Regions from separate parts of the Mus musculus genome. Here region 2 is linked to region 1. A link is a contact called in ENCODE Hi-C or POLR2A ChIA-PET data. All regions are on one chromosome and are shown on one strand. Each heading gives the region's core, a stretch centred on a gene start or an enhancer-like site at or near the end of the contact. The rest is flanking DNA. Distances are from core to core; before and after follow the strand shown. Region 1 holds the start of Mrpl57 (mitochondrial ribosomal protein L57). Region 2 holds the start of Lats2 (large tumor suppressor 2).

Evidence for each region. A loop is a pair of places that touch in the nucleus more often than their neighbours do. ChIA-PET counts read pairs that join two places held with the same protein, here RNA polymerase II (POLR2A).
Region 2: a loop to region 1 is called in a map of left cerebral cortex, with 9 times the contacts of the local background. The contact joins the promoter of Lats2 here to the promoter of Mrpl57 in region 1. A Hi-C loop is called at or near these places in 1 of 37 maps with a recorded cell type or tissue (left cerebral cortex). POLR2A ChIA-PET finds 5 or more read pairs at or near these places in 2 of 5 experiments (Patski and embryonic stem cell).

What each region holds. Positions count from the first base shown.
Region 1 is chr14:57,824,295-57,829,906 of GRCm38, forward strand. It overlaps Mrpl57 (mitochondrial ribosomal protein L57), which reads left to right and starts at 1,945. Exons shown (of 2, transcript NM_026401.2): 1 at 1,945-2,028; 2 at 2,215-4,451. The coding sequence starts at 2,223. The coding sequence ends at 2,531. It overlaps Ska3 (spindle and kinetochore associated complex subunit 3), which reads right to left and starts at 1,869. Exons shown (of 9, transcript NM_198605.3): 1 at 1,716-1,869. The coding sequence starts at 1,818.
Region 2 is chr14:57,742,368-57,747,954 of GRCm38, forward strand. It overlaps Lats2 (large tumor suppressor 2), which reads right to left and starts at 3,756. Exons shown (of 8, transcript NM_015771.2): 1 at 3,523-3,756. Gm52140 reads left to right here. Exons shown (of 3, transcript XM_030248241.1): 2 at 2,928-3,971. The coding sequence ends at 3,945.

The DNA.
Region 1 (5,612 bases), core at 695-3,194:
ACATCACTCACTAATTAAGAGGATACTCTCCAGGCTTGTCTGCAGCCCAGCCTTATGAAGGCATTTTCTCAACTGAGGCTCCCCACTCTCAGACCATTCCAGCCTGTGCCAAATTGACATAAAATTAGTCAGAACAGTTTTGAAAGTGAAGACGCTGGCAATACTCCCTGTATTTTTTTTTTTTACTTATTAAAGAATTATTACAACATTTTCTTGTAAAACAAATAAACAAAAAGTAAATGAAGTTTGTGCAGAGGTAATGTTTTAGTGAGACTACAGACTAACAAACACTTGGTGAAAAGAACTTTTATACAGTTGAAATACTAATGAACTTTAGTATAGTATGCCGAATTAGCTCAACAACATAAACAAATAAAGCATATTTTAATTCCCTAAAATAAGAACAGTTACAAAAAAAAAGCTACAACAGTAAGTGATGTCTGTTACGAATTAAATAGAAAATACATATACTCTTTTTACTTTTCTGTATTTGAAATTTCCTACAGTACATGTTACTTTTATAGTCTCCAAAACATTTCCAAATGGAGAGTTAGTTATAAGTAAGAGGAATCTGTGTCTACGGGGTGCAATTTTTGCTTTGTTTCTGTTTTTCAAAACAGGGGTTTCCTGTATATCCCTGGATGTCCTGGAACTCGATTTGTAGATCAAGCTGGCCTCAAACTCAGAGATCTGCCAGCCTATGCCTTCTAGAGTGCTGGGATTAAAGGCAAGTGCCACTACATTCGACCTACTGGGTGCGAGACAGATTACATTTATGACATTTTATGATAATCTCAAAATCTGAACTACTTTTGCATCGATTTTTTTTCTTTTTTTTCTTTCTTTCTTTTTTTTTTTTTTTTTGGACAGGGTCTCACTAAGCCTGGTTGATTGGTCAGGTGCTAGCCTGGAACTCGCAAAAATCTACCTCCTTCAGCTTCTTGAGTGTTGGGATTCATGGCGGACGCCACTCCGTGACCTTGCAACTTTTTAAAAAAATCTCAGGCTGGGCTTGGTGGCGCACACCTTTAATCCCAGCACTCGGGAGGCAGAGGCAGGCGGATTTCCGAGTTCGAGGCCAGCCTGGTCTACAAAGTGAGGTCCAGGACAGCCAGGGCTACACAGAGAAACCCTGTCTCGAAAAAAAAAAAAAAGAAAAAAGAAAAAAGAAAAAAATCTCTAGTACAAGTTAGAAATGATGTTTAATTTTATTATTAAAAAATAAAACAAGAGGCGGGAGAGATGGCTCAGTGGCTAAGAATACTGGCTCCAATTCTGGAGGTCCTAAGTTCAATTCCCAGCAACTACAAGGTGGCTCACGACCATGTATAATGGGATCTGCTGCCCTTTTCTGTCGTGCCTGCATCCACGCAAATAGAGCATTCATATACATATATAAACAAATCTTAAAACAAACAAAAAAACAGCAGTGCCGAGTATTTGTACTTCAAATAGAGTGTTAGTGGAGAAAATGCAGATGCTTGCTTCAATAGGGGCCCATTCGAGTGAGACGAAATGACTTTACACGTACAGAAAACAGGGTTTTAGTGCGTCTTAATACAGTTGCCACTGGATGTTGTTAACAAACACCCAACCACCCGCTCGCCTGCGGCCACAAGGAGAATTTGTCCGCACAGTTTCCATCACAGATCAGCTACGCCCCTTGGACGACACCGCCCGCTGAGAACCGCACTCTCCCGCCCGCGCCCACTCACCGCTGTCCTCGCCGTCCAGCGCTCTCAGCAGCCGGGCCGTCTCGCTGTCCAGCGTGGTGGCCAGACCCCGCAGCTTACAGTGGAAACTCTGGATGGGGTTCATGCTGAGGGCCGCCGAGCCGACTGCTGACCTCCAGTCCCCTCGAACGAACGCGCTACACATTTGAATCCTGCGCAGGCGCAGAAGGCGTCTCTCGCGAGAGCGGAACTCTAGCATCAGGGCCCCAGAGAGACCGGAAGCAGCGCGCCGCCGCATCGGTCGGGGGACGCGGAGCGCCGAGGGGAGCGTGTCCCGGGCCGGTTGGTACGCGAGGTGGGTTTTCGGGGAGCCCCCACCCCCATATCCTGCAGTGTAGTCGGCTCCCGGCCACTCACTTCCGGCGAGAGGCCGAGCGTGCTCTGGATTCGGCCGCGGGATGTGGGCGCAAGCTTGGCACGCCGGTTGCTCGCTTCCCGGGTCCGGGGCTCAGCGACCGCGGCTTTCGTGTCATTTCCTCAGGAGGCACCATGTTCCTCACCGCTGTCCTCCTCCGCGGCCGCATTCCGGGCAGGCAGTGGATCGGGAAGCACCGGCGGCCGCGTACCGTGTCTTTCCAAGCGAAGGAGAGCATGATCCGTCGCCTGGAGGTGGAGGCCGAGAACCACTACTGGCTCAGCATGCCCTACATGACAGCAGAGCAGGAGTGCGGCCACGCCGCGGAGCGACGGGCCCAGGCTTTTGAAGCCATCAAGGCAGCGGCCACTTCCAAGTTCCCTAAGCATAGATACATTGCAGACCAGCTAGACCATCTCAACATCTCGAAGAAATGGTCCTAACCCTTCAAGATTATGGATACCGGACTGCTCTATCCTTACTTGGTCCTGGAGCTGAGAAAATGTAATTTATGTACCAGTGTGACCCCTTCGACCAGTATCTTATTAAAGCAAACATGATTGATTAATAGTTGTCTCATACGGAATACTTGGGACCCTACCTAGGCGTTTGTTTCACACCTGTAATCCCAACATTAAGAGGTGGAGGCAGGAAAATCTTTGCTGATGTAGTTAGTAAGACCTAGACTCAGAAGGCCAAAAGAGACTGTTTGAGGCTCCATATGTGCATAATCGGTCTATTTTCAGGGTTGTTTTTTATTTTTTCTGGCCTAAAGCTTGCAGCAGCCCTCCCTGTGCCTAGCTACTGGAATTACAGGCATGGTTCCCTGCCCTTCTGTAAAATGTGGGGTTTTTTTTTTTTTTGTTTGTCTCACTATATAGCCATAGAACTTGCTGTATAGGCTAGGCTGGCCTTGACCTCCGAGATCTACTGGCCTCTGCCTCCCAAGTGCTGTGACTAAAGGCAAGTGCCACCATACCTTGCACCTTTTAGATTTAAATGCTGTAAAACTACAAACTGATGAGTCTTAAGGCTGAGGTACTTGGCTAGAGCTTTGTTGTACAAGGGGTGTTTTCTTACTTTCTGTCTAGGATAGCCATTCTCAACCTGTTGGGCATGACCCCTTGTGGTGGTTGCAGAACCCTTTCATGAGGCTGAGTATCAGAGATTTGTATTATGATAACAGCAAAATTACAGTTGTGAAGTAACAATGAAAATAATGTTATGGTTGGAGTCACCACAACATGAGGAACTGTATTAAAGAGTGTAAGGGAGGTTGAGAACCACTGCTCTAGAATAGAGCCTGCCTTTGATTTCACAGCATTCTGTAAGTGGAAGTAGGATCTGAAGTGTTAGGTCAACTTCCATGCAAATTTGAGGCCAGCCTGAGATAGATGAGACCATTTCCCAAAAGAAGAGTGTTTTCTTTTAGAATTTGGATTCTGTGAGTGGACGTGTGAAGTAAAGATGTTTACTAGAACTGTTAACAGGAAAATTTCTGTTTGTTTGGTTTTTTGAGCTCGTCTATATTGCCCACCTTAGCCTGGAACTCCTAAATGGATACAAACAGTGCAATTTTTTTTTAAAGTTTGTTTAAAAACACCGTTTTTGGTTTTTTGTTTTTTTTTTTAATGTTGTTGGTTTGTTTTTCAAGACAGGTTTTCTCTGTGTGGCCCTAGATGTTGTCAGACTCACTCTGTAGACCAGGCTGGCCTCAAACTCATAGAGAACTGCCTTCCTCTTGCCTCTTAAGTGCTGGAATAAAGGTGTGTACCACCACCACCTGTGCACACAACTTTTTTGAGTAGGTCTGTGTAGGTTGTTGAACTTATGGACTGAATTGATCCTCCTGACCGAGTCTCCCGAGTTTCTGGGTCTACAGATGCAGAGCAACTTGGGATTTTTTTATTATTAATATATTTTTTTTGATTTTTCAAGACAGGGTTTCTCTGTATAGTATTATTTTTTTAATACAGATCTTACTGTATAGTCTTGGCCTCAAATTTAGATGGGCACCGATCTCTGTCTCCCTAGTGCTATATACTACCATACCCAATCCTTTTTAATCTTTTGAGTTGGTGATTTCATAAAGTTACCAAGAGAAAAAAGTACAAGTCCATTGTAACTATAACCAAGTAACATTTTTCCTCTAACCATATCAAAACCTAGAAATTGCTATACTCTGTAGAGCTTTGCATATGCACCCATGTTTATGTGTACAAGTCTACTTAGTTGTCATATAACCATGGTTCCATTGCTATAGCATCCTTCATTCTCTTTGTAGAAACCTGACTTCCCCACTATTGTTCATCTCTGTTTTTGGGAAGAAGGATCTGTAAGTAAAATAATTTATATTGGCTTTTTAAAAATGCATAATGTAATTTATTTCCTTTGCCATCCATTCTGGTGGTTACATTTTTCAACGATTTGAACTTCCTTTTTTTAAATGTGTAGCCCAGGCTGGCCTTGAAGTCAGTGATCCTCCTGCCTCTTCCCCTCAATTGCTGGGATTGTAAGTATGCACCACCATGCCTAGCAAACTTGCTTGTTGACTGCATTAGTGTATCATGGGCCTTTTTGTGAATCTATACAGATCCCATATTTCTATTACATGCACAATAATATAGATATGCCTGTTAACATCTATTGGTAATGGACATTTATTTTTTTTTCTCCAATAAACCTTGCTGTCAAGCATGTCAGTATACATGCATTCTTAATGACTACAGTGTGTGGAACAGTCTTAAAAGTGGTAATGAATCCTTTGTACACTGCCACTGTCAAAATGGTGTCCATTAATACTGTACCACTTTATGCTCAGCAGTAACACAGAAGATACTAGTGAATTTGTTTCTTGCTGTACTGTTTATGGTAGCAAAATTAAACAGTGAAAGAAGAATAAAGTATGATCCAGAGACTGCTGACCTACAAATAGTCACTGTCCTCCAGTGCTGGGATTATAGGAGTTTTTTCAAACTGTACTTCCAGCACACACAAAACATCTCCAAAACTTTGAAAGGGCTACATGATACAGGCATCACTTTCATTTGAAAAGGTTGAAGCCAGGCGGTGAGGGTGCACACTTAATCCCAGCACTTGGGAGGGAGAAGCAGACAGATCCCTGAGTTCAAGGCCAGCCTGGTTTACAGAGTGAGTTCCAGGACAGGCAGGGCTAGCTGTCTGCTTGCTTACCATGTGCAAAGGCCCAGGCTGGAGGCCTAGAACAGGAAAAAGACTAAACAAAAAAGCCAAGAAAAGGCTGCTGGTAGCTAGTTTACTCTATGTCCAGGCTCACTAAGAAATGATGAATCTTCCAAATACATGGCTTTTACTGCCAGTGGTCAAATGAAGTAAGTCATAAACCAAGGTTTTCTGGTTAAGTTTTTATTTTTCCCCCTTGAGACAGTCTCATTATATGGCTCAAAATGAATTTGAGCAACCCTGCATCAAGTCCCCAAGTGCTGGGGTTACAGTTGTGAGCTACCACTTCTTACTCCATGCCCATATCCCAGAGCTCACAGCAG
Region 2 (5,587 bases), core at 2,506-5,005, 80 kb before region 1:
CATTCATTCCTTCAGGCTCCCTACCCACCCAGCTCCAGCAGAATGCTAGCACATGTGGGGAGTTCTTACTCTCCTGCTTTCCAGTCCCACACAGGCTGCCAAACACATCAAACACCAACTAGTGAGCCAGCCAAAACCTGTACCTGTACACACTGGGGTTTTGTTGTTGTTTGTGTATGTGTATGAATGGCACAGCATACCTGAGGGCAGAGGACAACCTGCAGGAGTCAGTTCTTTCCTTCTACCATGTAGGTTCTAGGGACTCAAACTCCCGTCATTAGATTTGGGTTATCTTGCCAGCCTTGTCTTCGACGTGGTCTGTGTGTCCCAGGCTGGCCTCAAACTCACAATCCCCCTGCCTCGGCTCTTCTGCACTGGACTGGCAAATGCTTGCCATGATGTTCCCATTTCCTGTCATTTGTTTATATGTTTTGGGGGGTGGGAGGGGGGCACATTTTAAAACAGCATCTCTTAGACCAAAACCTCCAGTTGTTATTGAAATCACAACATACATGTACCACCCCAGTCCTGCCTACCCCAGAAAGTCCCAGGCTAAAGACTGCCCTTCATAGGAGGATCTCCCCAAGGAAAGCAGTGACTGTCTTCTTAGAGATTCAGGAAAACACTGCTTCCCCACTGTCCAATAATCCGGTCATCGTAAGACCTTGGTGAGTCTGTGTGCAGTGATCACAGTAGACAAGCGTTCCCTGCAGAATTCTAGGAGCAAGTCTCTGAAGAGGACAACACAGACCACCTCCATTGGCAGTCCACATCTGAGCAAGCTTTGCCTCCTCTGAACCCAGCCCTCTCCAAGTCCCCCATGATGTACAGTCTATTAAAGAACCCCAGAGGGGAAATCAACCTAGCTCAAGTACGTGTGTGTGTGTGTGTGTGTGTGTGTGTGTGTGTGTGTATGTATGTGTGTGTGTGTGTGTGTGTGTGTGTGCGCGCGCTCATGCACTCTCCAGCCTATTTTAATGCAAAAGCATGATTCTTTTAGATCTAAGGCCACCAACAGGAAAAGATGAAGGGCTACAGCTGATGGAGGAGTGTGGAGCTACTCTTGGGAGACTCCAACTTCTGTATAAAGTCACAGGAGTGAAGAATGTATCCAGGCAGTCAGACAGTGCTGCCGGGGGTGGGGGGCTGGGGACTTTTAATGTTTATGAAATAAATAAAACAGGAGAAAGACTGGGGGGGTAGGATGGAGTTAATTAGTAATGGAAAGTGTTAGCCCTCAGCATTCCTACTTCTGATAACTGTCAGCAGGCAGAGGGGTTCACATTCTAAACCCAGGCCTACTTCACTCAAAGCCAACTTCCATTCTTCAAGGTCTATGCCTCCCTAACTGTTTTAGAGACCGGCAGGGACTGCAAAGGTATCAGCAATCAGAATTAACAAGAAATGCAAAGTCCTGCTATGAAATATAACACTTTCCATTTTTCCTCTCCCCCTAAAAAATCCTATGTATGTCAAATATTGGCACACAAACAAAAAGTACTTGTTAATTAACTTTACAAAAAAAAAAAATCCACCACTCTCACAATGAAATCGACACAGTCTAGACATTAACCAACATAAAGTACTTGCCAAGTGAACGGCAAGCATTAAGCAGTGCCAAATTTCTCTCCTAATTTTAGTATCTCCACCAATTATCTCTACTTCCAACATTACTGTTTTATTATAGCTTCAAGATGAAACAACAAATCAAGTAGCATTGGGCTTAAAAGCATTGAGAGAGAGCAGTTAACTAACATTCAGGGATATTAGCAGCCCAAGCAAGTCCTGAAAACTCTGAGGGTGCGTGCTCCTCAGAGGGTGACACAACAGTTGTGCCTTTACACATCCCTCAACTCCAGCTGCTCCAGAGAACACACCAAGCAATGAGCTTTTTAGAAGGACTGAGATTTCTGGTAATTTCTACAGCTTCCACGAAGCTGAACCGCTCCTTCTGTGGACTGGAACATATCAACCATTTGTACAGCACATTCACAGCCAAGACAACATAAATGCATTAAATTTATCATCTGTAGTCCTTCAAGCATACTATTTTTAAATAGTACGAAATATTACTTAAAAGTTTCGCGCTATTACAAGCATGAAATAAATACAAAACGTTGTGTTGGTCTAGGTTTCCCGATACAAACACAAAACCCCCACCCCCGCGTTACCCTCCCCCACATGGTTCCCCAATAGCTTTCGTTCGAGTTTAGTGTGGATTTACCAGCTCCAACCTCCATTCTACTCTCCAGTGGGTTTTAAGGGCCTAGGGCAGGCTATTTACAACACAGCATTTAAAATAACAAGGCATTTTATTGTAAACGTGTTCCCCGCCCATCATTGAAAGTCCCTCCCACCACTGAAAGTCCCTCCCACCAAGGCCGTGATTTCTCGAAGGAAAGAAATAACCCACAGCTCCAATTTACATTTATACTATTCCAACTAGATGGCGAAGCTGAAAAACTCTCAGTTCAAAACTTCGGATTCTGTAATTCTGTATAGCAGCCTCTGTTGGTACCATATGAAGCTGACATTTTGAAGTGTGGTAAAAGTTAAGCAATTTCAAAGGAACCATGGTGAATTCGTTCAACAGCGTTTTCTATACCTGGATAACCAAAATTTTACGAGAGGCTGAATACTGTAATGTATTGTTAACTATAGTTAAGTTAAAAACAGGCTTTCTAAGCAGCGTCTGCATTCCTATGCTGGAAGATTTTTTTTTTTTTGTTAGCGCCTTATTACAACAGTTGCTAAAAGGGGAGAAAAGAAAAATCACAAAAAGTAGCCTTGTCTCCAGATTTAGCACTCAAAACTGGTGAGCATCATTTACTGACCTAACCTGGGGTTAAACTAAAAATATGGAGCAAGACTTGGTACAAATTCCCTAATAAGCGGCTACATTACGGGCAAGCAGGGGAAATTTAAAGGCGTGAAAAGTCCTCGCTCAAACTTTTTTGTCAACAAAATCTGCACGTCCAGTTCTCTCCCGCTCACACTCACAGGCATAAGTTTTCACCCGGCCGCCTCCTGCACGCCGCTGGTGGCCGAAGTCGCCCGGGCGAGACCCGGGCCACGCAGGCGAGGCTCGTGCGTGACCAGCGCTACGGACTCAGGCCGTGGAGTCGCGGCGGAGGCCGGCCCGGGAGAAGTCGGCTCAAAAGAGACGTTACGCAACCGCCCCGCACCGACCGCCGGACGGCGCAGCCGGGGACGGGACACCGGACACCGGGCGGGCACCGCGCCGCCGAGGGCCAGAGGTGCAGCGCGCAAGGCCGCGAGCGCGCGTGGTGGACGGCGCGGCGCACGGAGGCCCAGGCTGGGCGGGGTCGGCGCCGCGGGACGCGGGGTCTGGGCCTCCGGACGCCGCCGCGCGAGCACAACAAAGCCGCCCCGCCGCCGCCACCCGCTGCTCCGCACCCGCCCGGGACCCAGCGGACGGGTTGTCCCTGTCCCGCAGGGCAGCTCGCCCGTGGGACCGGGCGGAGCCCTGTCCCGACAAACTTCCCGGCCGCGGCCCCTCACCTCCGGGAGCGCTCTACACCCTCGGCGGCGTCCTGGCCCGCGGCTCCGGGACCTCGCGCGCCGGGAGACCGGGCGCCGGTGGCGGCAGTGGTTGCTGACCCCGGAGGGTCGGGGGAGCCCGGGGAAGCGGCGGCGGCGCTGGCGGCGGCGGCTCCATCTTCCCGGGGCGCTCACGCCGCGGTTCCGAAGCGCAGACCCGAGCGGGACATTCGCTACATTGTTGGCATTCCACGGGCGTCACGTGACCCCTCCTCCCGCGTCACTCCCGGCCGCATACCAGCCCGGGCGGGGCGCCCGCGGCCTTGCTACCCGCCGCCCGCTCCGCCCCACGGGCCGCTTCCTGCGCCGCCTGGCTGGGCGGCCACCTGCCCTGCGCTGGGCTCGCGTCGGAAGCCCCCAGCCCGGGAGCGCCGGTTTCCCTAAACGCCTCGTACCAGTGGGTGAGAAAAGTAAGTTCACAGGCCCCGGTGCCAGCCACGGAAAGTGCAGCCGGCTGCTGAGACCCGGGCATCAAATAATAAACCGGGACGCCTGACAGCCTGGGCTTAACCGGACGCAGGCTAACCAGCTCCCTCCCTGGGCACGTTTTAGGAAAGTGCCTTATGGTTTTATAAAACACATCAGTATTGCACGAACCAGCCGAGGAGACTGGCGTTTACACTTCGGCCACTCCTTTATCCTCCATTTGGGGATTTGGTCCAGGGACAGACGCTGAGAAATAACAGCGTGGAAGCAAAGTCTTTCGTTTACTATTGGCTGTCTAACGTCACACTCCCCACCAACTTACGATCTGTGGTAAGTGATGGTGGGGACTAATAGTCTTAAAAGTCAACCAGACTTCCTCTTTAATTAGCAAACGTGACATTTGAAGTTTCAATTCCGGAAGAAATTCACAAGAGTGAAGATCATTTGTACCAGTTTTTATTTTTGTCCTCGGGAAGGAAGTCGAGCCCCCTCTCCTGTGCCAAATTCAGGCTGTCTTGTCAGAAGAACCCTTGTCAGGACTGTTTTAACTGCCTCAACAGACTTTAGTCCTGGACTGCCCCTCACCACCACCACCCCCACCCCCACCCCCACCCCCACCTCTCTAATTCCCTTAAGGCTTCTTCCAGAGATTCTCATTTCTTTGTCCTTTGAACTTTAATAATTAAGCCTCTTGCAGATTAGCCTCATTTTCTTTAGTCAGCCTGACCCTGTGTGCTACACTGACATCTTGCACCGTGATGAGAAACCAATGCATCAAGTAATATTCTGTAAAAGAGGAGTCTAGCACTCACCTGGGAACTTCCTCCCCCATCTCCCCAAGCGCACTGGCAACCTTCACTGTGTGTTAAAAGTTCCTATCTCTTGCTCTAAGAAATGTTAGGGAAGCCGGTTAGTGATGCACACCTATAATCCCAGCTCTCAGGAAAGCAGGTGATCTCTGAGTTCAAGGTCAATCTGGTTACAGAGAGAATTCCGGGACAACCATGGCTACACAGAGAAACCCGGTAGAGGGGGAAAGTAGGGGTGCAGAGGGAGGGAGGGATGGAGGAAGGGAGAGAGAGACAGAGAGACAGAGACACCAGTGCCAAGGGATCCAATGCCTTGTTCTGTGGGTAAATGCACACACACATGTGCATATGCTTAGCACAGACACACACATAAATAAAAATAAATCTTTTTTTTAAAAGAACAAAAATAACTTTCTTTTTGTCAAACAGTGGTGGCGCATGTCTTTAATCCCAGTACTGAGGAGGCAGAGGCTGGCTGACCTCAGAGTTCGAGGCCAGCCTGGTCTACTGAGTTAATTCTAGGACAGCCAGGGCTACACAGAGAAACCCTGTCCAAAAACAACGAAACAAACAAATAAGCAAGAACTCTTTGCAACAGCACTATTTATAATAGTGAAAAGCCAAGGACAGCTGGACAGCAGGAGCAGAGAGAGAGAAGCTAAGTAAAGAGGCCGGCTTTATTTCTGCCAAAGGACAAATGATTACAGACAGAATTCAGAACCAATGTGGGGTGAACAAAAGCAAACTGCAGAACTGTACATATGTCATGACACCATCTCCATAAATAAACA